Regions from separate parts of the Homo sapiens genome. Here region 1 is linked to region 2. Evidence: read pairs that join two places in POLR2A ChIA-PET (ENCODE). Cell type or tissue: endothelial cell of umbilical vein. All regions are shown on one strand. Links, peaks and the distances in the headings refer to the core of each region. The heading gives the core; the rest is flanking DNA. Region 1 has its middle 80 kb from the start of LINC02742. Region 2 has its middle 140 kb from the start of LINC02742.

Region 1 (16,051 bases), core at 4,535-12,534, 64 kb after region 2:
ATTCTAGAGCAACCATGACAATGCATGTGACCTCGAATGGTTTTATTGCTCTCAATCCTATTCAGTTGGGATGTCATAAATTTACAATAAGACAACATGCAACTGCTGGGTGCGGTGGCTCACACCTGTAATCCCAGCACTTTGGGAGGACGAGGCGGGTGGGTCACGAAGTCAGGAGATCGAGACTGTCCTGGCTAACACGGTGAAACCCCGTCTCTACTAAAAACAGAATACAAAAAATTAGCCAGGCATGGTGGTGGGCTCCTGTAGTCCCAGCTACTCAGGAGGCTGAGGCAGGAGAATGGGGTGAAGCCAGGAGGCGGAGCTTTCAGTGAGCGGAGCTTGCGCCACTGCACTCCAGCCTGGGTGACAGAGTGAGACTCCCTCTCAAAAAAAAAAAAAAAAAAAAAAAAGATGACATGCAACTAATTTATTTAGTAGGCTAAACATAGGGTGGTTCAATGAGGAAACTATTTTATTTTTCTACCCCCTTCAGACATGCTCTGTTGGACTTCGCTTACTCTAATAATACCTAGTGATGAATCTACAGCTTTAGATTATTTTAACAAGAGTAATTCCATTTTTGCCATAAACATTCAGTTTCAGGTAGTTATGTTTTTCATGACTTCAATTGTAAACTTGAAACTTCAGTCTCAAATATATTCCACCTATATTGGGAAGACAGCATGGTTTCTCCTTTTAGTATCCTTTTTTCCTCCATCTCCCCTCTTTCCTCACCCTTCAAGCTCCTTCAGCGTTAAGGAAGAGAAGAGGAAAGGGATGAAAGTGGTTTCTATTTACCTTGCCCTGTTTGAAGTTCTATTTTGGCTCGTATTATCTGTCATTTCCTCTGTTTTGGCAAATGTTCAAATGTTCATGTTTTCGTAAGGCACAAATATGTGGTTTGGTTGAATACCCATCATAGATTTTCACACTGGACAGTTGATAACACAAAGGCATTTTACACCTGGCCTGTTGAATCTTGTCCTAGTAGTTTACCCCGAGGTACTTATTGTACCCTTATACCTTGGGTAGTCTCAATAATATGCCTCAAGCTGGTTATCTGCTTATGTCTTATGGAATCTACTTGGCCCAAAGAGACTCCATCTGATATGGTTTGGCTCTGTGTCCCCACCCAAATCTCATCTCAAACTGTAATTCCCATAACCCCCATGTGTCAAGGGAGGGATGTGGTGGGAGGTGATTGGATTATGGGGATGGTTCCCCCATGCTGTTCTCATGATAGTGAGTTCTCATGAGCTCTGATGGATCTGATGGTTTTATAAGTGCTTGAGAGTTCCTCCTGCACACTCACACTCTCTCTCCTGCTGCCTCATGAAGAAGGTGCCTGCTTTTCCTTCCAACATGATTATAAGTCTCCTGAAGCCTCCTCAGCTATGTGGAACTGTGAGTCAGTTAAACTGTTTTCTTTATAAATTACCCGGTTTCATTATTTCTTTATAGCAGTGTGAATATGGACTAATACACCATCTTTTCCAAACATGAACAGGAAAAATTATTCTATTTGCTACTCTTTCCTATTGTCTTACACTTTATGGCATCTCTTGTCATCCTCCCACCTTAAGAATTTTCTGATGAAAAGCAAATACTAATCTCAATTCAGGATAAAACTCTAGAGAATATATATCCAGGTCCTAAGACATTTCTCCCCACACTATGTTCTCATGAAAACATTGAGCTGAGTCTGTGGGTTTCTCTAGGTCATCAAGCATCCAGCCATGGAAGAATATGACATTTTTTTCTTCTTTCAAGCATTCTCGATGTCTGTGAGTTTTTATTTTGGTCCTCTGCATCTCTTGGCTAGTGGCCAGCAGAGAACCACCTACCTCTTCTCTCCCACTAGGGAAGAGAGGTGGACATGTTTCCCAGTAGGCTGGCAACTCTTCTCCATCCGACCTTATATGAACTGGATGGGGTGATAGGCTGAAGGTTGAAGGGCTGGCGTGGCACTTTCTATGGCACCCAGATAACTCTATTATATCTCCTTGACTGCTGCCTTCAGAATGCTGTGGGACTTATCTCTCATTGTCTGCAGATGTGTAACTTGAGCCAAAATGCTCATACAACAGGAAAGTCCCATTTTTATACCCAAGCTCATATGTAGATTTTATAGCACAGTACCTGGCCCATTAGAGGCTCAGAAATGTTAGTTTTGATTGATTGATTAATTGATTGATTGATTTTTACTTGCAAAGGTTCATGTGGGCATTTTTGTAATGCCACTCTTATATAACTTTTTAAAGGGATATTTAAACCTAACACCCATATTCTGGCATTTTTTAAATGAGCAAGAGAGCTAAAAGAGAAAAAAAATTAAATCTAAATCTTAAGAACTGCTTGGGGGAATAAAGAAAAGTAATACCTTTCTGCCTTGAATATTTTTTCCTTCAGTTCAGAGGACTGTGGGCCTCATTTACACTTGCCTTTTCCAGAAGTTAACTTGTAGCTCAACTTACCTGCTTTTAGAACAGGTTGATTTATTTTACCTTAGCATACAGCTAGTGCATTTGAAATTGCCGATGAAAGGTACTGTCAAATCTCTGGTCTATTTTGATACGATTTGTACTTGTAAGGCAATCTGCCCATTAGTGTAGAAAAAGAGAATTGGGACAGCACCTCACAAAACCATCTCTGAAAGCAAGCACGCAGTCCCAGAGTCTACTGGGCAGGAATTTATATTCTTATAGCATTTTGACTCAGCACACAAATGTGGGATGTATGGGGGTGTTTGCATTCGGAGCCAGATTGTTTGCCTACACCAGAGGCTGTCCTAAGAGATTTGTTGAATCTGCCTTTGCTTACAGATTGGAATTCAGGAAAATTCATTTAAATGCCATATTACAGCATAGGGTTTTTCTACATTTTATCTATGGCTGCTCAGGTAAAATGACCTACCAATGATCATAGTGTATCAAAATGTATCCGGTTGTGTGCCAATTAGGTGGAATATAATCTGTCCCTAACCTGCTTTTGTAAATGTATCCCAAAACTGTACTATTAAACCAGAGGCTATTTGTGGACCATCATATACAGTAATTTCCTCTTCCATCCATGCTATGAACTCTGCCACTCTACCCCACTATCTTACCTCAAAAGATGCAATTGTATTGGGAAAATACAAAAATTATAATCTGGAGTAAATTAAGCATGAGTTAAAAATTTTTATTTGTGAGAGATTAAAAATCTTACTTTTTCTGAGCCTTTTTCAAATAACTACATTTCAAAAAACACCTACAACTCAGTTTGCTATGAGGGAAGTAATGAGGTAATATAAACATAGGGCCTAGAATGTTATTTGGCATTTAATAGGTGATCAGGATCTATTAATTCTCTTTTTCCTTTAATGCCAAGATAAGACTTATTTGCTACTCTCATAGTTAGAGCTATCAGTTAGCACTATCAAAAAGAAAAAAAAAATGTACTGCAATTGTTCCAGCCTTGGATTTTGGGGAGCCAGCATTACCTTCAACTGGCAGTGCCTCAGGGAGAGGGTAGGAGGCAGCTCTGGTATTGTTTTTAGCTCCTGTGTAGTCTTATTTTGAGATGTGTAGAAGAAAGCCCCTTCTTTTTGGTCCTTTTTGTGTTATGAATATTGTTCAGGAGGACACAACACAAATGGCTGCAGTCTTCTTTGCCTCCTCATGGTGAATTTTAAAGATGAAAGTTTCTACTGGGGTTGCTGTCACCTCTGAAGATTTGTAGAAGGAAGGTGTTTTATGAGCACATAGAGGTTTAGGATTATGGCCATGTTGGCCCCTTTTCTTACCACCTACTTTACTTATGAGCACAAGGAAGGGGAGAGATTATGGATGTTAGAGTCAGGCAGCTGGGGAAAGACAAACTTGGGGTCTTATCCCAATGACTTCAGGCAAGTTATGCAGCCCATAGCAGGCTTCTTCCAGTTCTTTGAGCAGTCAGATTCTTTCCTGCTCTTAGGTCCCTTGTCCCTTCAGTCCTCTCTCATGGAATATTGTTCAGGAGGACACAACACAAATGGCTGCAGTCTTCTGTCTCCCCTCTTCTCCTGATGGACTACGTCTCTTTCAGGCTCAGCTGAAGATTTACTGTTTCAGAGACATCAGTTTCAGGTTGGTTCCTCTTCCTCCTTTAGTCTTAGCATAGCTCTCTGGTTGCTCCCTTCACCAGTCACAATTTGAATTGATATATTTGTTTCTGTACTTGATTGTTGTGCACTCCCCTCCACACCCCTACACTAAGTTAAGCTCTTCAGAGGTAGAAACTAGGTCTGTCATCTCACTACATTTCACCCCGTGTCCCACATAGTGACATATAAAAGGAGCGCAACAGTATTAAAGCAATGAGCAAATGAATTATCTAGCCTCAGTTTCTTCATTTGTAAAGGGTATAATCATAAATATTTGGTTTGTGATTTACATGAGCTAGAAGTGGGAAGGATCTGGCAGAGTGCCTGACCCAGTACTGATATTTTCATTAAAAATACATAAGCTATTATTTTATTAGAGTCCAACAATTATATAAATTGGGCAAATTTGTTAGCCCTTCAGCCTCTTATACCTCACCTGTAAAATGAAAGCATTAGGCTATTTCACGGGTCTCCTTTACATATATAATTCCTTGTAAGCATATAAAAACATATCTATAGCTAGATATTTAAGCAAAGAAAGCATTGTCTTGTCTTGATTATACAATTAAAAATGTTATACTACAACATGCCCAAATATTTGAGTTATTATATAGCAAGAATGCAAAACTATTTGTTTTCCACCGGGAAATTTATTATCACCCAAGAGAAAAGGGGAATATTTCACTGGTTGTAATTCTGTGAGGCTTCCTAGCAATAAAAAGAGGAGCTGGAAATAACACGATTTCTCTGCTGTGAATAAACATGTATAAAATTCACTGCAAAATTAACAGCTTTTACCATTTATAAAAACTGGGATTGCTTCTTCCATATTTCTAGCTTTGCTATTCTGGGGGAGGGGGTTGGGAAGATCCAATCTTCTGATTTTATATATGTCTTATTCCATTTGTGTTGCTATAAAGGAATACTTGAGGCTGGGTAATTTATTTTTAAAAAGAGGTTTATTTGGCTCATGATTCTGCAGGGTGTATAAGAAGCCTGGTGCCAGCATCTGTTTCTGGTGAGGGCTTCAGGGAGCTTCTACTCATGGCGGAAAGTAGAGAGCAGGCGTCACATGGTAAGAGAGAAGAAAGAAATGAAGGAGGAAGGTGCCAGATTCTTTTTAACAATAAGATCTGGTGGGAACTAATAGTTTGAGAACTCACTCGGTAATGCACCAATAGCACCAGGCCATTCATAGATCCACCCCCACGATCAAAATATCTCCCAGTAGGCCCCACTTTCAACACTGGGGATCAGATTTCAACATGAGATTTAGAGGGACAAACGTCCAAACTATATCAACATATTTGATTAAATTGCTTGCTCATCTAAGAGGAATTATCAGGAAAGTTCTCCCTTGCCAATGATAACACATCTTTTGTCTCACTACCTGCCAATTACAAGGCAGTGGGGAAGTATTTCCTCCTGGCTGCCAGGTGACTTGCTATTGCAACAGAACATAATGCACTGCACCGTAGGCAAGGATTGTTTCAAACTGCCAACCTGACCCAGACAAGGTGTCTTACCAAGATGTCTTGGGAAAAACGTGTTGCAAGAACGTATAGACTCATTTTCCTCCTTTTGTTTTCTGTCACTCTGTGACTTGCTGCATTTTGGCTCTATTTTCAACAGTTTATAAATAACACTGATAACAAAAACAATAACTGACATGTACTGAGGGTTTACTTGGGGTACTGTATAAGTACTTTACATGTTAAATATTGTTATTTACTCCTAATGTTGTAGAAATTATTTTCATCTACCCTTTGCAGGTGAAAAACTGAGGAATAGAGAGGTTAAGTAACTTGTTCTGAATGATAACGTTATTAAGTAATAGAGCCAGGGTTTGAGTGCAGGCAGTATGTTAGAAGCCCATACTTTTAACCACTATATTTATAAATGTCAACCTTGGTATGAACACTTTCAGTAGGTAGCTTCTAAAATGACCCCCAGTGATCCCTGCCTCCTGGTATTCAAGTCTTGTGTAATTTTCTCCCCTTGTGCAAGGGCTGGATCTAATATGTAATGACTTGCTTGTAATACACAGAACACAGAAAAAAAAGGAGAGGTATCACTTCTGAAATCAGGTTATAAAAGTCTATGACTTTTTTCTTTCTCTCTTCCCTCTGTCCTATAGAGAAGCCCACTTAGCAAGGAACTAAGGGTGGCTTACAGGCAACAGCCATCAGAAAATGAGGTTTTCAGGCCAATATCTTTTGAAGAACTGAATATTGTCAACAGCTACACAAATATGCATGCCAGTAAATCCTTCTCTACTCAAGCGTTGCAAGGGCTATGGATTTCATCAACACATTGAAGCCTTCTAAGAGAACATGAACCAGAGAACCTGAATCCAGTTAAACTGGAACTGGATTCCTGACCCACTGAAACTGTGAAATAATAGATGTTTTAAGTCACAAAGTTTTGGGATAATTTGTTACACAGTAATGATAACTGATTTAACACTCTAGCAGTTTTATTACTTACCCCTTGGTCTCTCTTTTCCACTTCTTTCCTTTCTTCTTTTCTCTCTTTCTGTTAAGTTCTCTCTTTCTCTCAGAATTTTTCTTTCCCTCCACCCTTCTTTCCTTTTTCTGAATGCTTGTTATGTGTCAGGCAATATTTTCCACACATTGTCTTATTTAATCTTCATTGTGATGAGGTACACATTGTAATTTTTATTTTACGGATCAGAAAGTAGAGCCTTAGGGAGTTTATAGAATCTCACTGCTAGCAAATAAAGAATTAATGTTTATACATAGCTCTCTGTGCTCTCTTTTTATACTGTTATATCACTTTCCCCATAAATTATTCCCTGATTGATATAATCTGTAAACCATAATCCTATAAATAAAACTAATCACTGTCTTGTCTATGACACCTCTTTGAGTATCATATAAAATAATTGCTAGTAATAGATAGCACTGTTGAGTGGCTTCAATATGCCATGCACTGTGCCAAGAACTTTATATACATTGTCTTATTTAATTCTCATAACAATGATCTGAAACAGGTTCTATTTCCATTATTTTGCAAATGAGAATAATTGAGGATCATAGAGGTTAACTCACGTATAGTCACAGAGCTGGAACATTTGTGTTATACTTATTTGCTTTTATTGTAATTATTTTTGTCTGATTTCCCCAGTGAACTTTTAGCTCCAAGAGGGCTTGCATCTTTACAGACCATAGCACTTAGCACAGAACCTGCCTGTGTGGGTGCTGAATGAATGTTTTTTGAGCTGAACTGAATTTTGACCTCAAGTCCTCCATTCTGTGCATATCAAATTTATTCAGAGCAATGTAAAATTATTATTTTTTACCTTATACATTCAGTATCGGTTTTTTCTTGTTTGGTAATGTGTTGAAAGGAAGAGTTGCATTTAGTCTTAGGAGAAAAGTGAAATATCAAAAATCTGATATTATTGACTCCTATAACATCCTAGGCTCACATAACATATAGCCATTCAAATTTTCTTTATTTTTTCAGTCTGTATCTCTTACAAACTTTGCAACTAAAAGTGATATCTAGAACTGTGAATTCTGAGATCCTACAGGATTTATAGCTATTTAATAAATACCATAAATGTATTGTTCTTATTCCTAATTGAAGGTAATATACAGGAATAATTTCTAACCTAGGATTAAAACCATATGATAGACAGAAAAAATAAAATTATGACATAACAGGAAAACTTTTTAATCAAACTCCCACATTTCGGTAAATGGAATAATTAGTATTGCTTATCTTGGAGATTTTTACTGAATTGTTTGTATTGTTTCATAAGAATTTAATTTTTAAATCATGTTAATTAATTCATCCATTTAGTTAAGAAACATTTAATGAATGCTTATTATGTGCAAGAAACTGTTTTAGTAAACCTTAATACAGAAATGAATGAAGCATGGTTTCTGTGTCAAGGGTCTCTCAGTATATTGAGGAAGATAGATGTAAATATAAATAGTTGCAGTATCATGTAAGTGCAGAGGTAGGTGCGTATTTTAGAGACACAGATAAGAGAGTTTCTACTCTCCAGTTGGGGTATATCAAAATAATATGTGGCATATAAAACTTTAAGCTATTCATATGTATTTATATATGCTTCCAAACTCTCTGGAATTTTCTCTAAATGGGGAAATATAAACATAGAAATTACCAAATAAAGATAGACATATTGGAAAGCTTTGACTCTCCTCTAACAAATTCCTACCAGCTAATGAGTCACCCAGAAATATGACACATTTAACGTTATATCTCGGTGTGCTAACATTAGCACAAAATCACACCAGGAGTGTGAGTGTGAGAACCGTAGGTACCTTTTTACTCTTCAAATGTGTCTCAACTTTGGAGACACCTGTGCTAAATAGCTTTGTGCATATCTGCTGTGATGACTCAAATATTTTATAACGATGTGGCATTGTACATTGCCAGATTTTCTCTGTTGAGATTCAGGGGGAAACCCAGCACTGTGGTATGGAATATGGAATTTTATGAAGATCAAATAGAATTATTCTTATCCACAAGGAGCTTCTGATCTAGCAGAATTATGAAATAGTTACTCTTGTTCAGGGTTACACAGATACTACTTTTTAAATGCAGAATCATAACATATTTTCTGTTAAATTCCTTATGTAGAAAAATGCTCTAATATTTGAAATAACAGTATTATTTGTCAAATTAAGCCATAACCCTCATATTGTCTTACAGATCACAATTCCTTCTTCTTCTTTGAACATTATATTTGACTATACAACCCTCCATCCCTCCTTGTCACTATCATCTGTCCACTATCTTATTCATTGTCCTCTCTTTGAAGACATTTATTTGCTGCTTGATGTTCATATTCCAATACTACTATCATCCTAGTTAACTTATACATCTACATGAGGAGCACAGCTAATACTCTGAACTTGAGAATGGTGTGCTGCTTCTGAAGTGTGCTCTGTCCAAAATGAAACTCATGACCTGTTTCTCTACTTTATCCTTCTCATCAGTTTTCTCCACCTCCATACTGCAGTCCCTCAAGATGAAGTACTGATGATCTTAGCTTCCTCTCCCTTCCAGTCCCTCTATTCTATTATCATAGAAACCCATCAGTTCATCCTCAAGAGTGTTTCCCCTTTTCACTATTTCTTTTTCTCTCTTTTTCATAGTTCTTGTCATATAGCTGTATTCTTGCTGGTCTTTCATACCGTAGCCTGTTTCCCCTCAAATCTACCCCCGCCAACACCCTTAGATGATCTTCCTGCATCATTGTTTATGTCCATTATTCATTTTTGGCAAAGCACACAATGGACCACTAATTACTATTGTGTTTCATTCAGCCTGTTTTCCCCTTCAGTGTACTTGTTACCTTTTTTATTATAAATTTTTTGGCCACTCATTTTAGAAAAATTGGAAAATACTGGCATGTTAAAAAATAGGTAAAAATTCCATATTCACACTTTGTAATGTTTAGTTTCCCCACCAAAAATGTGAAATAAATACATTCCATATTTAAATGTAAACTTATTTTCTGTCTCTCTAGAGATTTTTATAGCTTGCTTCATAAAGGTCTTTCATATTTATTCTTTGCAGTGTTTCTGGATTTTTTTTTATAGCTATGCAACTCAAAACTTAAAATATTCTCAAACTTATTATTATTGTTTTATATGAAAATGTTGAAATGTGTTAATCTGAAAATATTGTTACTCATCTTTTAATGATTCTAGAAATTTTCGTTTATCTTCCTGGAATTTCTGTGCATATAATCTTGCATTATTCAAATAATGGTAAATTTTCTACCCCTTTCGTTTTAACATATTATGAGATAAAGCTTCAGGAAAATGCCAAATAATAATGGAAATATTCCACATTATTGTCTTGCTCTTGATGTCCATGGGAACAACTCCAGTGTTTCATTATGAAGTATTATATTAGATATTATGGTATTATATTCATAATATTCTTTTCTTAGCTTTCTGAGAGTTTTAACCAGGAACAGCTGTTTAATTTTTATCAAAGGCCTTTTTTTTTTGCCATCACTTGAAAAAAACGTGTGTTTTCTCATTTAATTATTTTTGCAATGTAATCTTTAATAAATTTTCTCATGTAAAATGAATGTTTCTTATCTCTATCAGCTTGTGGATATGATTTAAAATGTATTATGAATAATTTAAAGGTTGCTGGCTCATTGATCAGGAACTCTGCCCTATTGACAGTTGTAAACCAAACACTACCCTATCCCAAATCTTAGTGATTTTATTGTTTTTATTTCCAGAGAGTATTCAATAGATGTGTTCAGAATTAACGGTATGGTCTTCCACTCTGGCCTCCTTATTGATGCTGAAATTTCTTGAAGTATGTGTGGCCACCTCTTCTCTCAGCTGGTGGTACCCTTTGTAAGAAAGATAACCTTTGATAAAAGGTGCTTGCTTTATTATGGATTCATGCCACATATTCCCACAGATTAAAGCCCTGAGGACACCAAATGTCTCTGTGATTGTTTCCAAAGTTTCTGCACTACCAGTTCTATGCTGAGTTTCGTAAGGAAATAGGGATTCTTCCTAACTCTTTATCCTTGGGATGCGCAGCAACATTTCTTGGATATTAAAGTATAATAATGTATATTGAGTCAAATGAATGTCTGGGAGTCATAGATTTTGAGCCTAACAAATTCAGCTAGGTCATTCTGATGTAATTATAATAATATTATTAATGAACAAACTTACTTTTAGTCAAATTTATCTAGCTGTTTAATCAGATTTTCTATTGAATTAAATAGCTTCTCCCTTCTTTGAGCCTTTTAACCTCTAGTTCTTTCTAACCTGCAGTTTCCCAGGTCCCATGTCTTCCTACCTAATGATTTTGTCCTTTATTTTCCTAGAGTATGTCCTGAAATATACAGATAGAATTTGTGGAAGTTTAAATTTCTTTTATTTTCCCTTTTAAAAAAATTGACTAATTATAACTATGTGTATTTATGGAGTACAATGTGCTGTTTTGATACATGTATATAATTTGGTATGATTAAATCAAGCTACTTAATATATCTATTACCTTGCTTGCCTATCATTTTTTATGGTGAGGGATTTGAAATTTACTTTCTTAGTTATTTTGAAATAAGTTATACATTTTATTGACAATGGACACCCTGGTGTGCCATAAATCTCAAATCTATTCCTTTTGTCTATCTAAAACTTTATATCCTTTAATAAGCAGCTTCCCTATTTCCTTCCTCTTCACTGCCAACCTGCTCTGCACCAAGCCTCTGATAACCATTGTCTACTCTCTACTTCTACAAGTTCAACTTTATTAGATTCTCCATATAAGCAAGAGCATCTTTTTATATTTTTATCATAGTTTGGGCTGTTTCAACAGAATACCATAGACTGGGTGGCTTAATAAACAAGCATTTGTTTTTCACATTTCTGGAGGTTGGAAGCCTGAGATCAGGGTAAAAGCACGGTTGAGTTCTGATGAGAGCCATCTTCTTGGTTTGAAGATGGCCATGTTTTTTTCTGTATCTTCACAGGGCAGAAAGAAAGCTGGCTAGCTCTCTGGCCTCCTCTTAGAAGAACAATAATTCCACTCATGAGGGTTCCCCCTTCATGATGTAATTACGTCCGATGACCCACATTTAAATACCATCACACTGGGGATTAGGTTGCAACATATGAATTTTGGGGTGACACCTTCTGCCTGTAACAATTCAGTATTCATTAACATGTTTTTATAGTTTTAGTTTTATACTTTTGTCTTTTAATTTCTTTAAGATAATTAAGAGATTTACATACCATGGTTCTGTATTACAATACTCTGTATTTGTCTATATATTTGCCTTTATCAGAGAACTTTATATATTAGTTTGCTTTTGTGTTGCTTTCATGTATCTTTTCATTTCAACTTGAAGGACTCTCCTTAGCATTCCTTATAAGGCAGGTTGAGTGGTAATGAACTCACTTGGCTTTTGTTTTCTGAGAAAATCTTTTGTTTCTCTTTCATTTTTGAAAGATAGTTTTGCCACTATAGTATCCTTATTTGGTAGTTTTTTTCTTCCAGCACTTTAAATATATCATCCCACAAGATTTCCTAGCCTGCAAGGTATTGGCTGAGAGATTCACTAATATTTTAATGTAGGCTCGCTTGTGTGTGATGAGTTGCTTTTCTCTTGCTCCTTTCAAAATTTCCTTTTTGTCTTTGACAATTTGATCATAATGTGTCTTAGTGTAAACTACTTTGGGTTCATCCTATTTGGGATTCATTCATTCTTGAATATGACAGTCCATTTCCTTCTCCAGATTTGTAAAATTTGGGGCCATTATTTCTTTAAATAACTTTTATTTCCTGTTTTATCTCTCTTCCCCTTTCTTTGACTCTCATAATGTATATAGTTTTCCACTTGATGGTTTCCCGTAAGTCCTTTATGCTTTAATTTTTTAAATTATTTTTTCTTTTTGCTCCTTTGATTGGTTAATTTTTAATGACCTGCCTTTAAATTTGCTGATTCTTTCTTTTGCTTGATCAAGTCTGTTGTTAAGACCATCTAGTGAAATTTTAAATTCAGTTATTATATTCTTTAGCTCTAAGATTTCTCCTTGATTTTAAAAATGTTTGTCTCATTATTCTCATTTTGCTCATACATTATTTTTCTGAGCTCATTGAGCATTTCATGATGGTTATTTTTAATCATTTGTCAGGTAATTTATTTACTTTTGTTTATTTACAGTTGGTTTCTTGAGGTACATTTTATTGCTTTAATTCGATCATGTTTTTAACTGTTTTAAAATTCATGCATTTGGAAAAACAGCCACCTCTCCCAGTCTTCATGGACTGGTTTCATACAGGAAAGATCTTCACCAATCAGCCCCGGTTGAGATTCTGGGGGCCTCTCATACCTTTTCTATGGATGTGTCTTCTCTGAGTTTGTATGTGTAAATTCCCAATTAGAATGATTTGTTGGTTTCTTACCTCAGGACCTCATTCTGTCTTGTTCCCTCAGTTGCTTCTCTGCCTCATTGCAGGTTCTCTGGAGCTGATGCAACTCACACAGTTTTTTTTTTGTTGTTGTTGTTGTTGTTGTTCCTAGCAGTTCCCAGAATTCCAGATTATTCTAGGCTCCATGAATGCTCCAAGGTGGGCAAGACAGAAATTAAGAGTAAGTTCTATCAATGAGCTAAAAGGCCTCATATGATTGTATGCAAGCTCCACTCTTACATTTCCCCACTGAGGGAGAGGCTGCTATGCTGTATTGGCTTCTGTCTGTTGTACCACAGATCTCTGGGAGCAGCAGCAAGCCACCTAGTTCTCTCTTGTTCTCTTTGGTCCCTAGCAATCTAGGGAATGCCAAGTCCTATTCCCATCCTGAGACAGGTGAGACAGAAACTAGTCCCTCAGGAAGCCCTCCAAAATGATAGAATGTTGGACACATTTTCTAATTCTTTCCCTCCTAAGGGAGATGCTAGAAGTTAGGAATTTTCTTCTACTTTTTCTGTGTGGCGCTGGAAGGGAGGAACTATGGCAGTGAGTATGCACTAGTCCAATCTTTTGCCTTTATTCTGCATGGCCCTTAACCTGGCACCCTTTTCTGTCACTAGTAAGAGTCAGGCAAGGTGGAAACCTCAGAAAGCCTCCCACCCAAAAGTCTGAATACTGGAAGTATGTTCCAGGCTTCTGTATCCCTACTGAAGGAAAAGTTGAGAGCTGTTAATTTTCACTTGGTCATGCTGTGCTGAGCCATTGTGAAGGACTATACCAAATGAATACCATGAATTTTCTTACCAATTTGATGCAGCTGGTTGCATGTTTGCCTGAGGTATAGAAGCCTCTTAGCTGATTTGTGGAATTTGTTCATGTATAGTTGTTGAGTAGGTGCCTACATGGAAAAAGGAAGGTGTGGGGCTTCCTATTTCTCTATCCTGCTGATACCCTTTATATTTTTAAGGCACAGATTTTAATAAATATGCTTTAACTTGCTCTTACTATCTTATCATTTATATTCTCAGTGACATTATTTTTTCTAATATTTTCTCTTGTAAACTAAAGAAAATTGTGTTAAATTGTTGCTCAGAAATTATTATTTTCTCCTTGCATTTCAAGCTAGTTTTGATGTATTCTTTCTGAAGTATTTATGATGACTTGGAAAGTCTTTGTAGAGACTCAAATTACTGCACTATACAGTAAGAAATTATACATTAGATATGATTTTATAGAATCAAAGAGGAAGAAATGGCTTTTTCTAGTATTAATGTGGCAGTATGTACGAAGTAGCTGAAGGTTTCAGAAGTATTAGGACTTATTATTCCAACGAAAAGTACTTTGGTTGGTTGGAACATCCTAGACACATGGGTAGGTGAAAATGAGAGATATTTGAAAATCATTAAAGAAAATATTTTAAAGATTGATATAGGATATGGCAATTTACTAGATTTATGAAGGGCATAAATGATTGTTTCCTGTGCTAACAATATTTTAGATGTAAACACAACAAAGTTGCTAGCAACAAAATATTTTCTTCAAAACAAGCTTTGCCTGATTACTAAAACTTTATATAGTACTATCCAATTAAAGGAATAAAGTGATTCTGAATTACATTTGAATTGTGAATGTTGCTCAGCAGGTATTAAATTTTCACGTAAATTACAAATTCATAACTGGATTTCATCTTTCCTTTCATTGCAGTTTTGTTCTTGCCTGTCTGAATGACACATGATAATGTGATTAATTACTCTAATTTGTCTTCAGCAAATCTTAATTTCATAGTTGCAGAGTGTATAGGTCGTCATCTCCTAACAGATATAAATCTAGTTAATAAACACATGTGATACACTGAATTTACTATAATATAATAATCCATGCAATGAAATCAGGATGTAGCAAATTAAAACACAAATGCTTAAGTAACAGTAGCAAAGATTAAGAATGATGCTCTTCTTTCAGGTTCTGCTTCAAAGTATATGCATTATCAGAAACTTTTTAGTATCCTCACCAGCCCAAGCTACCATAACCTTTTGGCTACTTCGATTTCCTCCTAATTTGTATTTCTACACCTACCCTTGCTATTCTTCCATCTGTTTTTAACATCAGAATGTTCCTTTTAAAACATGTTATGTGATGTTGTGTTTCTGCTCAAAACCCTACAATGGCTTCCCATTTCTCTAAAATTAAGTTCTATTAATGAGCTAATAGGCCCCACATAACCCAACTCCTAACATTTTTCTGAATTCATTTCTTAGTTCCCTCTGCTAGAGCCCAAAGCATGCAAGGTAAACCTTGGCTGTAGAGTCTTTGTTATACTTATTCCCTCTGTCTGGAAATTAATTTTTCCAAATATTCATTAAGCTCACTTCCTCATTTTCTTACCCCTTTAAAATTTTTGCTCTGTCAGCTTTCAGTTTATAATTGTCACCCCCACCCGATCTTCCTCATCTGCTCCATCATTTTTATTTTACCACAGCATTGGTCACTCTCTCAAATAATATAAAATGTATGTATTAATTTTGTTTGTTGATTATAATACATGTTGCCCATCTAAACTGTAAACTTTGGAAGGGCAGCAACCTGTGTTGTTGTTGTTTTTTTTTATTTTTAGTTCACTGATACATTTCAAATACCTGGAATAATGTCTAGCACATGGTAGCCATTCATTAAATATTTATCAAATAAATAAATAATAAATAAATGAAGCAGCCTCATATTAGTTATTTTTGAGGAGAAGGGAAAAAGGCAAAAAACAGGTATAAAAGGGTAAGTCTTTAGCTGTAACTGTACTTATTCAGAGAGGGAGAGAGAGAGCACTTTCGAGAGAGTGACAGCAGACAGATATATGGTGACATGTTAACATATAACATCTTAATGGTATGCACATGTAGGGCTCTGTTAAAATATCACTTGTACTTTTAATATGTTTAATTTTTTATAATTGAAACTAAATACGAGAACAGCATT
Region 2 (16,051 bases), core at 3,265-11,264:
GGGTTCATAATATTATAATCACTTTTTTTTCAATTAACAATGTAATGGAGATATCTTTTTTTTTTTGAGACAGTGTCTCACTCTGTAGTCCAGGCTGGAGTGCAGTGGCACCATATTGGCTCACTGCCACCTCTGCCCCAGGTTCAAGAGATTCTCCTGTCTCTGCTTCCCAAGTAGCTGGGATTACAGGCATCTGCCACCATGCCTGGCTAATTTTTGTATTTTTAGTAGAGGCAGGCTTTCACCATTTTGGCCAGGCTGGTCTCCAGCTCCTGACCTCAAGTGATCTGCCCACATCGGTCTCCCAAAGTGCTGGGATTACAGGCGTGAACCACTGCGCCCGGCCCATGGAGATTTCTTTCTTGACATTGTTCTATAGCAGTCACACACCGGTGGCTGCGCAGTATAGTATTACATGGATAGATAATGTGTCATGTTGGAAATGTAGGTTATTTGTTTTTAGCTACTAAACACAGTGTTTTCAGGTATTATTCAAGGATATTTTAAAAAGACTTGCAGCAGGGCGCAGTGGCTCACGCCTGTAATCCCAGCGCTTTGGGAGGCCGAGGCAGGCGGATCATGAGGTCAGGAGATTGAGGCCATCCTGGCTAACACGGTGAAATCCCGTCTCTACTAAAAATACAAAAAATTAGTCGGGCGTGGTGGCGGGCGCCTGTAGTCCCAGCTATTCGGGAAGCTGAGGCAGGCGAACAGCGTGAACCCGGGAGGTGGAGCTTGCAGTGAGCAGAGATCGTGCCATTGCACTCCAGCCTGGGCAACTGAGTGAGACTCCGTCTCAAAACAAAAAACAAAAAACAAAAAACAAAAACAGAAAAAAAGAAAAAGACTTGCAACCTGATTTTTTGCAAAGTGTGACTTAACTAATTGAGAGGAAACCCTTATTCACAGTCACACAAATATTTATTTATTTTCTTTCATCTGTCACAGCATATGCAATTTTATTGTCAACATTTAAAATCTTTGCTAATTTTCTACTCATCCTTAATGCATAACAGTCTATTTAAGAATTATTAGCCATGCATGGCTCTTTTTCTCCTCAGAACACTTCATAATCATGTAGGTTGGTTGGGTTTGAAAATATAGGATTTCTATATGTTTCTGTCCTTGATAGAGAAGAGAATTGAGGGGCAATTAGAGAGGAAAAACTAGAGGACTGTGGCAAACACTGTGAAGTAAGATAGGGCAAAATCATCATCAAAGAATCTTCCTCCCTTAGGAAAGTTTATCCTCAGAAACAGTCTTTACCTCAGATCATCTCTGTCCTTCATTCATCCAGATCTTTATGGAAGGTCATTTCTAGAACAGATCAAAAATTAAGTAGTCAAAAGAAAATGTAATACTTTCTATAAAAACTGTATAACTTCTAAAATAAACCAAAAGTAGCAATTAGTCAATGCACATCAGAACTGTAGAAACACAGAGTATATCATTAAAATTATTTGCTTTTGAAAAAGTATTTTCAGTCTTTCTCTAGATTGTGGAAAGCATCTAGCTTTTGAAAATGGAGAGATTTAGGTATATTGTTACAGCTTGGTAAGTAAGTCACATAAACTCTCTGAGGCCCAGTTGTGAAAATCGTAAAAGGTGAATGTGAAAACTAAAGGTAACATATGGAAAGGTCTTTGCATAGTGTGGGACACCCAGTAGGTGCTCTGTAAATGGTAATCAATTACTGAGCTAGCACTGTTGTTGATAGTAGGATACATAAAATATGTGTGGTTTACAGATTAGAAAATTTTCATACTTTTTCCTCTTAATGTTTTAAGAATTTATATTTCTCTTCCAGCTACTATTTGTTTATATTCATTAGTATTCATCCTGGAGAATGTCTTGGCATAGTAGATTATTGATGACAATGCTTCCTGTCCTACTTTTTGTTTGGAAGCAAGATTAATTTATATGCTGATTAATTTGGGGGGCTGGTTACCTTACTCCTCTGCTTTTGTCATAGATATCATTTGTTTGTAATCAATTTTCCTTAACCTTTATACACTTGAGGAGATGGCACATGAATACATTACTATTTGCTTCATACTTTCATTCATAAGACAAGTAGCAAATGAACAGGATGTCGAAAAATAGGTAAATTGGACTTCTGTTGGAAACGAGATGGTTTCAAATTTATAAAGAATTTTTGAAAATTCTTGCTAGCATGTGTATAAATGAAAATGCAGATATAATATATATGTATAATTTTAATAAATAAATATGTATGAAATTAGGAGAATGGCATAGCATAAAGAGTGCTCCCCCCAAGCCCCCTGCCATTTCACCATCCCTGCTTAAACTGTATATGTAAATTTAAGATAAAGAGAGGACCTCTAAGACTGATTTTTTTTTTGTTTGGTTGGTTTTTCTATCTCAGACCTGCTACTTAGTTGGTCTATTCTAGAGGAAATTCAAGCCAAGTTTTGGAAATGCATTTCTTTCTTGATGACTTTCAATCCTGATATTTTACAATGATAACACTGTTGAAAGTCTTTCTTGAATAATAATTTTATTACATTAGTTACCCAACAGTTGCCTTGAGTGGTAGTATGGGGATATTATATTACAAATAACTGATACCTTGACAGCCTGAGTTTTGTTTGTTTGTTTGTTTGTTTTTTGAGATGGAGTCTTGCTTTGTCGCCCAGGCTGGAGTGCAGTGGCGCGATCTCGGCTCACTGCAAGCTCTGTCTCCCAGGTTCACGCCATTTGCCTGCCTCAGCCTCCCCAGTAGCTGGGACTACAGGTGCCCACCACCACGCCTGGCTAATTTTTTGTATTTTTGGTAGAGATGGGGTTTCACTGTGTTAGCCAGGATGGTCTCGATCTCCTGACCTCGTGATCTGCCTGCCTTGGCCTCCCAAAGGAGATTTTTTAATAGTGGAAACTATAAATGGATATAGCTCAATGTTGACCATGATTCTGAGATTGGGTCTTAACTCATCTAACAACTTTTCCTAACTCATCTAGTAACTTTTCCTAACTCATCTAGTAATCCTGTGAATGATCACCAACAATTATCAGCATTAGTGGATTTTTTCTAGCTGTCTCTTGTCACTAAAGCTTTATTATGGGGTACAATCACAAAAGGTCATTCAGGGAAGTAGAAGAGTTACTAGGTAGTAATTCAGAAGACGGAATAAGAAGAAGGAAAGACGGAAGATAGGGAGACAGGGAGGGAGGGAGGAACAGAGGGAAGAAGGGAAGGAAGGAAGGAAAAGAAGAAAGAAAAAAGAAGTAAAAAAGGAAGAGAGAATAAAGGAAAGGAAAGAAATTTACAACTAATCTTTAGCATGTCTCAGGCTAAAGGCTTATGTATGACTTTGGGTCCTCAGAGCCTTTTGAGGTAAGAATGTTTCCCATTTTGTAAGTGTATGCATCTGCGGTGCTCATAGAAAGATCTCCAGTGGCAGTCTGTCAGTGTAATGCTGATAAGGCCACTGTAGCTGGAGGCCAGTCATATGCCATGGGCTCTCATCATTTATCTTTTGGGATACAAGCTTCTGTAACTAATAATGCAAAAACAAAAGAGGCAGAATATGGTTGTGATGAGACTCCAGCTCAGGACCTAGACTGACTCAGTTTGAATCTCAGCTCTGCTACTTACTAGTGGGATATCCTTGGGCAAACAGCTAAACCTTTATGTACCTCAGGTTTTTTTTTTTTTTAATGTGTGAAATGATGATAATACAGTCATGATATTTACATCATAGGGTGTTTCTAAGCATTGAATGAGTTAATATGGAAAAGTGTCCTGACACATAACAAATAATATGCAATGACTGCTGATATGATTGCTTTTATTTCAGTCAGTCAAGTTTATTCTATCTTTGTAAGTTAGTAATTTCAGAAGATGACACCCCTCCCCATTCACTTACTACTACTTTATGAAACCTTTCTTGCATTCCAACCAAACTGAACACCTTGTTCTTGCAGGAGTCTCTGTCTTTGAATATTGCTGTCCTTTGTGCTATTAATTCTGAAATCACATTCAGCTCAGCAGAAGTTTTCATCATGAAGTTGACTATCTCCCCCAGCCCCAAAGAAGGCAGTTTAGCAGCTTCTACACACCTCTATCATGACACATCATTGTATGTATTGTAAAAGCTATCAGAAGCCACTGCTTACCTCACCACCACCTGAAGCGTAGCTCCTTGAAGACAGAGAGTACAGAATGTATGGCACTTTTTGCCCTCTGAGACCATAGCACAGTGCCTGGTACACAGAGGACTGTCAGTAAATGACAAAAGAATAAATGATCCTACCACCAGGAGGACAGTAATCCAGGTGAGATAAAGTGAATGAAGCCTAAGGATTCAGGGAATTGAAAGGTAGGTATGCAGCTGTGGCAAAGACTCATATACAATATTTATTTGCCTCTTTAGCTGTCATTAAGCTATAAAATAAAACATGTATTTTTAAGTGCCTTATCAAAAATATCAAGTAGGCACTTTATATTTGACATCACATTTAATATCTACAAACAACTCATGCAGCATATACTATTACTAGTCCCGCTGATTGATAAGAAAGAGGCTCAGATAATTAATACAGCTGTCACTTGTTTAAGTTGCGATTAGCCCCCTGACCATCCTGACTTCAAACTCTATACTCCATCTTTTAAATTGATTCCATATACATACCGGCTTTCAGGTTGATACATAGGTTATTTTCATGAAAAATATTTTACCTTGTTCAAATGAAGTATTGAGATGCCTCCCAAAGGTGAAATCTCTTTTCAGCCCAATCTTCATCCAACCCATTATTCATCCATCCCATTATTTCTGGGGCAGAATGTAAGAGTACACAGTGCTTTTTAACTTCCTATTTTATTTTAAAAAATAACATTTTAGGCTGAGCGCCGTGGCTCACGCCTGTAATCCCAGCACTTTGGGAGGCCGAGCCGGGTGGATCATGAGGTCAGGAGATTGAGACCGTCAGGCTAACATGGTGAAACCCCATCTCTACTGAAAACACACAAACAAATTAGCCGGGGTGTGGTGGCACGTGCCTGTAGTCCCAGCTACTCAGGAGGCTGAGGCAGGAGAATCACTTGAACCCAAGAGGCGGAGGTTGCAGTGAGCTGAGATCGCACCATTGCACTCCAGCCTGGATGACAGAGAGAGACTCTGTCTCAAAAAATAAATAAATAAATAAATAAAAATAAAAAAATTACCAGATATTTCTAAATTCAGGGAAAACCCCATTTGAATTTTTTAAAGTTGGTGCCAATTCCATCTGGTTTTAAAAGTGCCTTGAAAAACATCATACTGAAAACAAACATTGACAACTACTACTAACTCCTTTGAGAGACATATTGGAATGAGCAGATTGTCACCCTTTAAATGCTGAGCCTTTAAGTTAGGATGGAAGCCCTGCCTCACTTGCCCATCCTGTCTGTCACTGGTAGGGAATCAAATCACAGAAGCTGAACAACCAGAACCGAGTCTTCTAAGAGGCCCAGCTTGGCTTCTTGTTCTGTGCAGATGAGTAGAAGGTGGTAAAGAATATGAATGACAATTATTGGTTTGAATATTTTCCAAAGGTAGAATTTGCAAGGCTATTGAAATCCTGTTAGACAAGACTTATTGCCTATGCATTTACAAACTGTGCAATTTAAGATAGGTTAGAGTGAATGTTATGCTCAGAGCTGCTAACAAGGAGGCCTCTCACCAATAGGCACTGTACAATATTATGGTAATCTTTTTGGGGAGTTTGTGGTAGCCAGCCTTTTTGCTACACAGTAAGGATCCAACCTTATTCCAAGTTATCCCTCTTGTCCAAAGTAGGACCAATACTATTCATAGGCTATAAACTTCTTACTCATTCCATTTCTGTAATTATGTCAAGGGAAAGGAATTTTCTTCAATTGCCAAGTAAGGAAAAGTGGCAAGTAGTAGAGGTTAAGTTCAGGTCATTGTGATGGGTGAGAAATTTGGGCTGGAATGTGGTCTTCCCGATGTGCCAGTGTTCATAATTTTACACTCTTCAACCTACTACTCTCTGATGTGAGATGTTGATGACTTCAATATAGGAGAATCTATGGGACTTCTCCATAGCTTGTGAGATTAGAGCTTGTTCCTCTGTGAAGCAAACAGGGATTTCTGAACTTGGATACTTATCTTTCGAGATAAATGAATTTTCTGTTTATTTTTCTCTTTCTTCCAAAGCTGGAAGAAAGAACTTGTAAGAGATCACAGCAATATTCTCCAGTTATTTTCTTCTTACAATTTAGGAGGAGAGAAAAATGTATTTAGTCTATAGATAAAACCTGGTTTTGAGATACTCCATTTCTCATCTTTAAACCTGAGATAGTTCTTAATATTGGAGCACTCACTGTTTTCCCAGTTTTTGTATGAAATTATTCATATAATATTTACATTCTCATACAGTTTTATTTTGTTTTTGGTCTCTATTCCTTTCATTTTTGTTTTAACCTCAACATTAAGCCTTGCTTTTACTTACCGATATTAGTGACAGGTTCTGTAAGTTCAAGTGCAATATGTTGGGCATCACTGAAAGCAGCTCCATATCATACTGACCTTCCTGGAGAAGGTAAAGCACAACTCATTGGTTTAATCATTGCATTCCATAAAGGAAGATGTCACTTAGCCAGCTTTCCTTTCAGTGCCAGAAAATCAGCTCAAAGTATTTTTCTTCAGATAAGTGAGCATGCTTGTCATAGCTTACTTACGCCTGTTAAATCTTTATATGAAATATTTTACAGAGAAATATGTAAATATTTTGACTGCTTGTGCCATTCTTTTCAGACTACTTTGCAGATTACACATGGGTCTCTATATGAAACAAGAAGGAAAAGCAAGCAGAAATTTCTTAATGTAGCGTTTTTCATTAATGAAGACAGAAAGGCTAAAAGAAAAAAATGTTAAATGGAGTCTTAATGTAAATAGTCAAGAAGAGTGATATATACCCTATGGAATAGCCTCAAAGTGATATCAGTATGATGGAAATACATTATAAGGTTCTCATACAGCATATCTACTTACCTTTTCTTCTTGACAGCAGATAAGTAAACCACGGCTTAGGAGTAGATTTGCCAATGTATTTTACTGGAGACTTTTGTAGTAAGACTTTTTACTAGTTTGTTACAGCTTATGTGAACAAAATGTCTGTAAACCAGACTTTAATCTTAGAAATATATATATATTTTTACTACCTAGCGTCAGCAGATATTATATATTCTGAACACAGAGCAGAGAAAGTGAGGGAATTTTCCCCAGTCAGTTCTTATTTAATCCATAAAGCCAAGTCTTTGTGTAATTTCAGCTATTTAATTTTTGCTTTTTCATGATTGCCATTGAAAGAATAAGATAATGTTGATGACATTTGAAATATGTTAAGAGGACCAATATCAGCTGGGCACGGTGGCTCACGCCTGTAATCCCAGCACTTTGGGAGGCCGAAGTGGGCAGATCACCTGAGCTTGGGAGTTCAAGACCAGCCTGACCAACATGGAGAAACCCTGTCTCTACTAAAAATACAAAATTAGCCAGGCGTGATGGCATATGCCTGTAATCCCAGCTACTCGGGAGGCTAAGGCAGGAGAATCACTTGAACCCAGGAGGCAGAGATTGTGGTGAGCCAAGGTTGCAGTGAGCCAAGATCGCACCATTGCACTCCAGCCTGGGCAACATGAGCGAAACTACATCTCAAAAAAAAAAAAAAAAAAAAAAAAAGAGGCCCAATATCATGGTATAATTGTGCTGGTCTACTGTCTGAAATAACATGACTGTAGATGTTTTTATCAAATGACAAAATGATGACTGGTATTTATCATTTTATACCCTTCAGCCTACTACTTTCTGATGTCAAACATTGATGATTTCGGCACAGGAGAATCTTTTATATTTTTCAATGAAAAATGTTTTACTCAGTTTTTGTGGGTTGAAAATATAAGTGTATAATTTGGCTGAGAAAAACATTGCATCACTAACATTTGCTCATGACTGTGGAGCTAAACAAATTATCAGTCAAGATCTCTGGTTTGAAGCAACAGAACCTATCTCTGGCCTTAAGAAAAAGGAGATGCATTGGAAAGACATCAGTTTCCCAGAAGTGACAATTAACTTGGTAGTCTAAGGTTTAGAAAACCAAGAGTTGTAAATCAAGATAGCAGGAAATGTAGTCAAAATCATGCTGCAACAACTTTCTGATCCATGAACTCTGGCTATGGGATCATCTAACAACCCTCCCTCCCCCATTTCCTCATTCTTTGCATTACTTAAGATTCAGAGTTCCAGAACAAACACCTTATCAGCAAAGCCTAGCTTATTGGCCTGTTCTGTGGTATAGCCAGGTAGAGGAAGGTCCCAGCTGCTGTGGTTGAGAAAGGAATAGCAAAAGGAATCAAGAACTAGAAATCATCTTCCAACCACATTGGCACACAGTAAAGGACTAATAAAAATATTGGGAAGTGGATGATGGTAAGTTGGAAAGTGACAAATGTCTATTCCCCAAAAAATATTGTTTCGAAGTCATGGTGGGTTTTTAGACTAAACATTATCATTCAATAGCTGTGAGACCTTGGATAAGCCTGTTTTTGTTTGTTTTTTTTTTTTTTCTCAGTCTAAAATGACAAATTTGACTTATGGTAGGGATGGGAAGTAAGTGGCAATTACATTGCCATCCCTCTTTTTCCTATGCCAGACATTACTAATTGATCATTGTATTCTTCCATCCTGAGACCAGATATAACCTCAGAATCATTCTCAATATAGTACTCTGGCAGCAACTACCAAATTATTAGAGCTGATAAATAAGATAAAATCCCACAAACATCTCTGAACTAGAGGTTAATTACATTTCTTTAGAGTGTCAATGTTCTTTGAAGTTCCAGGACTAAGAAGTATTGTTAGTTAAATTATTTTAGAAAATTAGAAAGAACCTAGACCAGGCAGGAATAGACTCATAAAGTAGCTAATCCAGTAATGTCTGATTGAAGTGAAAGAAAATATTTTCAAACTTGACTAGCTTTCATTATGAATGTTGAGATGTTGAAGGAAAACTTTACTCCATTATGGAATGTGCTGTTTATCCTCTGCCTTAAGACCATAAAGATGATTCTTTGAACAAAAGAAAGATAGGACATTGGTCTGAGGTTTAAAACTATATATTATATTGCTGATGGTAAATAAATATATTATTACTGTAAACAAATTGCCATTCACCATGAATTATTTTGTTAATGGTAGAAGAATCACTATTTAAGTAGTCTTTTAAAGTTTGTAGAATGCAAGATCTAAAATGGCTCAAAAATCTACCCTAGAATTTACTAGTATATGTTATTAAACTTAATTACAGGTTCAGCTATTTTGTTCAGATACATATATTTATTACCTTTTTTATTTACTAATTCGAGTAATGAGTTACATCAATTTGTTTAATACAGTTGCTGCCTCGGGATCCATTTTTATGCCAGACATAGGTATTTGAAATTCAATTATACTCCATCACCTTTGGCCTAGTTAAAACTTTTCCTCTCTGTGTGGTTCTTTGCAATATAGCCCTCTGTTCATTTCACTGACCCAAAACCCAACAAATCCCAAAGCCGCTGACCACAATAAACCTAATGGTTAACACCTGACTCATATAAGTAACTTTCCCCCTTCGCATGTGTTTCCTTTAAACCAGTCAATTCAAAACCCCTGAGGAAAAGCAAAACAGATAATGCTCATGAAGCTTAATAAAAGCCTAGTCCTCTCTCTCCTACTTCTCTCCTGCTGGTTGAGAACGCTTGCTATCTCTGCGCTTCCTGTTGGCTGTTGTGAACATCCTTTTTTCTTGTGGATTTGTAAGTAATCAAATGCTTCTGTTATGTCATGTGTTTTGTTGTTCTGCCTCCTCTGTGTCTCACCTGACCAACATGCTCAAACGTAACACTCCTTTTGGTCAGGGCTCTCCTACAAAGTGGCTATCTTGGTAGAAATAAACTGGATACAGGCCAGAAAAGAGCCACAGAACATCTGCCAGTATAAACAAGTTTTCTGTGAGAGGCACACCTGGTCATGGGGTGGGCACTTAACCATTAGGCTGTCTGCCTGGATAAAGAATCATCCCGTGAAAGCATACCGTAAACATCCAAGACCACCTTTGCTGGAGTTCTAACAGAGCAGGGATAGAAAGAGGCTTCAAGACAGAATTAGAAGAAAATCACAACATGAAATATTTTGTATTTAGATTTTTTTTAACCTCTTGAGCTACTCAGACTGTATTGATTTGCAACTTAGGACAAGTGACAACAGACAGAATAATGATACCCAGGAATTACTAGCCTCCAATGGCAAGCAGCGTCTTTTCTCTACCCAGTAGATTCCACTTTCTTCCAGGTGGGCTGTGTTTGTGTTTATCCACACATCAAGGTTTTGGAATGGGAAAAACCTGTAGTATAGCCTTGAACCATGCTAGGGAAATATATATCTGTTTCAAGGGAAATTCTGGCATCAACAAATCACAAAAAAATTTTCATTTAGACAATTTTTGGACACTAGCTTTCCGTAGAGGACCTGGAACAAACTTAGTTTCAAAGGCCATCCTACCTCTGTGATACTTGCAGTAGAGTACAAAAAGGACCACGAATTCTTCTCATTCATGTATGCATGCCCGTTAACAATTCATCTTTGCAGTTTCTCCTTTAAAGGTAGATATGGGGTTTATTTCTCTACTCCTTGGATATGGGTTGGCCATCTGTCTTAGTTTGGTCAAAGGATTGTTAGCAAACGTGATGCAAGCAGACCCTTAAAACGTGTTTGCATTATGGGGCTTTTCTTCTTGCTGTTCTTGGAAACACTGAGACCACCACCATGTGGATTGGGCTGAGCTAGCCTTCTGGATAATGAAAGACACATGGCAAGATTTTCTCTCTCACTCTAGCTAGCATCCAGTCCATCACTAGCCATGTTAGTGAGGCCTTCCAACATCATTCAGGCCCATCTTAGCTGGCTCACTATGAACTGCACAATTAACTCTCAAAAGAATAAGAAATAATAAATCTTTGTTGTTTTAAGACACTAAGTCTGGAGGTAAATTTTATAGCTCCAGTTGTTCCTTTTTGTCTCCATATTATTCAAGCAGGATGGGTTTGCTTACCCTCATAGGCATGGTACAGAGATAATCTTTAGAAACTTTTTGGGTCTTCCCACTGATTGGCAATCAATAGAATGCATCCTTAGATGTACTGGAAAAAACTAGTGATGCCTTTTCCATATTTTTTATTTAAAATAAAACTGGACTTTTGGGTTTTCATTATTTCAGTTTATGGCATTATTATTTTAAACAAACACACTATATATTGGAGTTCTTTTTCAGGACAAGCAATGATACAGGCCAAAGCACTTTATGCAGTGAAAGCTTCATAACTTCAGTTATTCCAAATGATTGCAGAAAAGTAATTTCTCAGCTTTTTCAGGGTTAATTTGCCACATGAATTTAGTGTGGCATTGAAGAGTAAAAAAGGCAAAAGACGAAGATTGTCTCAAAGAGAGGAAAAGAGCCTCCATAATACTTAAGCTACCCAATACCTTTCTCAGAGGAAGCTAAACTTATTTATAGAGTTTATAAAGTCATTTGTTTGAGATATTTTGCATAGATCCTAACATTCCAAGCTGTATCTTATCCTGTGTCCCAGGTCCGGTTGATTAATGCCATCTCTCCTCTGTCCTCAGGCTATTTCTAATACATTAGTCTTTTTTCCCTGGAAATTGTTGTCCTCACATGCAGAGTTCTTTCCAGAATTTTTATGTTGTAACTGTTTAAATTGATCCCTTTTAAAAGTTAGCTACTTAGTTTATACACACACACACACACACACACACACACACACACACACAAACTATATATGTCATACTTCTCTGTTTCTCTTTGTGCTTTAGAAATGGTTTTCTGGTGGAACATTGGCTAAAGACATGTTTGGGAAAAATGACAAAACAAAGCATAGTAATCTATGGTTGGAGAGATAGTGCCTAAATTATATATTATATTTGCATTTACAAAAATGCTTTTGGTTTTATCATGTTTCAGTAATGTGATCATCCTTTGGGGCGTGCAAATATGCTGCTTATGCAGTTCTGAAATCTTAAGTCTGGGATTATGATGCCAATTATTACATATTAGGAACTATGGAGAAGTTGACAGAAAGTGCTAGTTTTATGACTAGACATATAGTAATATTGATGCTGCATTCTTTAAAGTTAAAATACCCAGACTCAATGTAGAACCAGTGTTCCCTGCAAAAGTGAGAGTAAGGTCACAGTAGTGCCTATGGCAGTTGGTTTTGAGGAATTACTGGTAAGAATTCTTTTTGCTTGAAAAATTCAATTGATCAATAACAAGACTCACACAAAAAAGTTTCATAACTTTTGGTCCAACATCTTTTGGAAGTGACATATAATATGCAATGTTTTCTTTATAAGTCAGTAGGGTTTGTGAATGCATTTATTCTGGATAATTCAAGTTCTCTTCACACTTTTTTTCCTCCAAATTGTTTCCTCCACAATGAGTATACTGAGCATGTATTGGAACATCCACTGGTTAACTTTGAACAAGGTCTTGTAAAATCCATTGACTTCTGAAATAGGGGCAGCAGGAAGCAGAGGTATCTCACAGAAATATATTTTCCAAACTCCTTTCCAGTTGGGACTGGCTGTAACAATAGAAAACAGCACCAGGTGAAAGATATTCTGTTAACAGTGGATAATGCAAATTGTAACTTGTAATTAGTAACTTGGAATCCCTTTTGCTTTGTCAGAGGGACAACAGGCAAAAAAGAATGAGACATCTGAGATTGGAATGAAATGGACCACAGCTGATTGTAATAAGATGATAGGATCTGTGAAAAAAATAACTGTTTCTGCCTGTTGCTGAAAAGAGACTTAAAACCCGGGTTTTAGCACTGTGTGCTTTCTTTTCAATATCTAGGAAAACCTTGTTAAAAAATCAAGCAAGAATCTTGACTGTGCCTGATGTAGTAGGACAGAATCAATTTTCCTTGTCCCTAATTTTTTTTTCAGAAGTCAATGGGGACAAACTTGGCTTTCAACATGATTTGTAACCTCCCAGTGGGATGTTTGCTTATAGGTATCCTTAACTGCATACAACCCAAATCAGTCTTTTATCATCATTAAGCCTCTCCAGTGCTTATATGGGAATTATGAGAATATGAGCTGCCCTGGAAGGATCTTGCAGACAGAGCCAAAGTGCAGAATCACCTTCTCCCCAACCAACTGTCCTATAGGCAATCATTCTATTTCATTAGCTCCTGCAATTATAACAATGCCAAAAAGGAATTGGTTTTATATTTTATTTCTTCTTTGATCCATTGATTGTTCCATAGTTTATTTTTCACATATTTGTAAATTTTCCAGTTTTTCTCCTGATAATATCTGGTATACCAATACCAATGAGCATACCAATGTGGTTGGAAAAGATACTTGAGATGACTTCAGTCTTCTAAAATTTATTAAGACTGGTTTTGTGGATTATCATATGATATATTCTAGAGAATGTTCTGTGTGCACTTGAGAAAGTTTGTTCTGCTCTTAGATGGTATGCTCTGCACGTGTCTGTTAGGTCCATTTTGTCTGAAGTATAGTTCAAATCCAGTGTGTCTTTATTGATTTTCATATGGATGATCTCTCTGTAATTAAAACTGGGTTATTGAAGAAACCTGTTATATTGCTGTCTGTTTCTCCCTTTTATGTTAATATTTGCTTTATATATTTAGGTACACTGATGTTGAGTGCAAATATATTTATCATTACTATATCCTATTGATGTATTGAAGCCTTTATCATATAATCTTCCTTGTGAGTTTTTGACTGAAAGTCTATTTTATCTTACACAGGTATAGCCACCTGCTGTGGTTTAAATGTTTGGCCCCTCCAAAATTTGAAATTTAATTGCCACTGTGAAAGTATTGAGGTAGAACTTTTAAGAGGTGCTTAGGTCATGAGGGCTCCACTCTTAGGAATAAACTAATGTCATCAATGCAGGAGTGGGTTTGCACCTCTTGATTTCTCTGTTGCCCTCTTTGCCCTTCTACAATGTAATTATTTCCTCCATGTTATAAGACAGCAGAAGGCCTTCACCAGATGCTGGCACGTTGATGTGGGACTTCCTAGCCTGTGAGAACTGTTAGAAACAAACTTCTGCTCATTATAAATTACCTTGTCTGTGGTATTCTGGTAGAGAAGCAAAAAATGGATTAAGGCAGAAAAATGGTAGTAGAGAAATAGGGATGTTACAAATAGCTAGAAATGCAAATGTAGCTTTGGAACTGGGTAGTGGGTAGAGGCTGAAATAATTTTGAAGTGAATGCTGGAGAAAGCCTAGGCATTCATGAGTGAAGCATTAAGGTAAATTCTGGGGGCAGAGCAAGATGGTCAAATAGAAGCTTCCACTGATTGTCCTTCCACAGGAACACCAAACTGAACAACCATCCACACAAAAAAGTACCTTCATAAGAATCCAAAATCAGATGAGCAATCAGTACCTGGTTTTAACTTTATATAACTAAATGATGCACTGAAGAGAGTAGGAAAGACAGTCTTGAATTGACACCACCCTTCCCCCATCCCCTAGCAGCACCATGTGGTGCAGAGAGAGATTCTGTGCATTTGGGAGAGGGAGAGCTCAGTGATTGTAACACTTTGTATTGAAACTCAGTGCTGCCTTGTCACAACAGAAAGCAGCATGGGGAAGAACTCACCTGGCACCCAAGGAGGGAGCATTTAGAACAACCAGAGGAAAATTGCCATTTCCAGGGGTTGGAACCTAAGTTCTGACAAGTCTAGTCTCTGCAGGCTAAAGTGCTCTGGGGTCCTAAATAAACTTAAAAGGCAGGTTAGACCAGAAGGACTACAATTCCTAGGTAAGTCCTAGTGCTATGCTGGACCTAGAGCCAGTGGACATGGGTGGCATGTGACCTAGTGAAACACCAGCTAGGGTGACCAAGGAAATACTTGTGGCACCTCTCTCCCAACCCCAGGCAGTGTACCTCACAGTTCTGGGAGGTACTTCACAGCTCTACCTGCCTTCCTTCCTCTTAAGAAGAGGAGAGGGGACAGTAAAGAGGACTTCATCTTGGAATTTGCATACCAGCTCAGCCACAGCAGGATAGGACACTAGGCGTACTCCTGAGACACTCATTCCAGGCCCTAGCTGCTGGGTTATATTTCTAGACAAACTCTGGGCTAGAAGGGAAACTGCTGTCTTGAAAACAAGGACCCAGTCCTGGAAGAACTCATTCCCTGCTGGCTGTAGAACCCTTAGGCCTTGAAAAACCATCAGAAGTACCCAGGCAGTACTTGCCACAGGCTGTGAGTGAGACTTAGAGTCATGCTGGCTCAGATATGACCCAGCACATTCCCAGCTGTGATGGCCATGATGAGAGACTCCTTATGCTTGAGACAGAGAGAGAAAAAAATAGAGAGGACTTTGCCTTACAGCTCAGGTACTAGCTTGGCCACAGTGGGGTAGAACACTAAGTAGGTTCCTGGGGTGCCCTATTCCAGGTCTTGGCACTTGGAGGATGTTTCTGGACCTGCCCTGGCCCAGAGGGGAGCCCAGTGCTTTTAAGAAAGAGTCCTAGGCCTGTCGGTAATCACTGCAAGCTGTCTGAAGAGTCCTTGGGTCTTGAGTGGACATTGGTGGTAGCCAGGCAGTATTCCCCATGGACCTGTGGTGGTGGTGGCCATGGGGAAAGACTCCTCTGCCTGTGGAAATAAAAGAGAAAATTGGGAACCATTTTGTCTTGTGGCTTGGGTTCCAGCTCAGCCACAGTAAAATAGAGCACCAGATAGATTGCTAAGGTTTCCAACTCCAGGCTCTGTCTCCCAAATGGATGGCATCTCTGGACCCAGCTGGGGCTAGCGAAACTTGCCACACTGAAGGGAAGGACACAACTCTGGCTAGCTAAGCACCTGCTGTTTGTGGAGCCCAAGGACCTTGAGCAAACAAAGGCAGTAACCAGGGAGTGGTTACTATGGGCCTTGGGCAAGACCTAGTGCTGTGCTTGATTTTGGTCTGA

Evidence for each region. ChIA-PET counts read pairs that join two places held together with the same protein. Peaks named below come from ENCODE experiments on the same cell type or tissue, not always from the same donor. Only the 100,000 strongest peaks of a DNase experiment are listed, where the experiment ranks them.
Region 1: POLR2A ChIA-PET joins it to region 2 with 11 read pairs; 8 of 35 experiments call an interaction of 5 or more read pairs at or near these places.

What each region holds. Positions count from the first base shown.
Region 1 is chr11:28,814,379-28,830,429 of GRCh38, forward strand. No RefSeq gene overlaps it. Among named protein-coding and RNA genes, the nearest start is that of LINC02742, 80 kb to the right of the region's middle. In endothelial cell of umbilical vein, for the core only: no CTCF peak of the experiment used is centred there; no DNase peak of the experiment used is centred there.
Region 2 is chr11:28,751,265-28,767,315 of GRCh38, forward strand. No RefSeq gene overlaps it. Among named protein-coding and RNA genes, the nearest start is that of LINC02742, 140 kb to the right of the region's middle. RefSeq lists an enhancer at 15,074-15,575. In endothelial cell of umbilical vein, for the core only: no CTCF peak of the experiment used is centred there; DNase peaks (open chromatin) are centred at 5,947, 6,617 and 8,207; H3K27ac peaks cover 3,785 bases.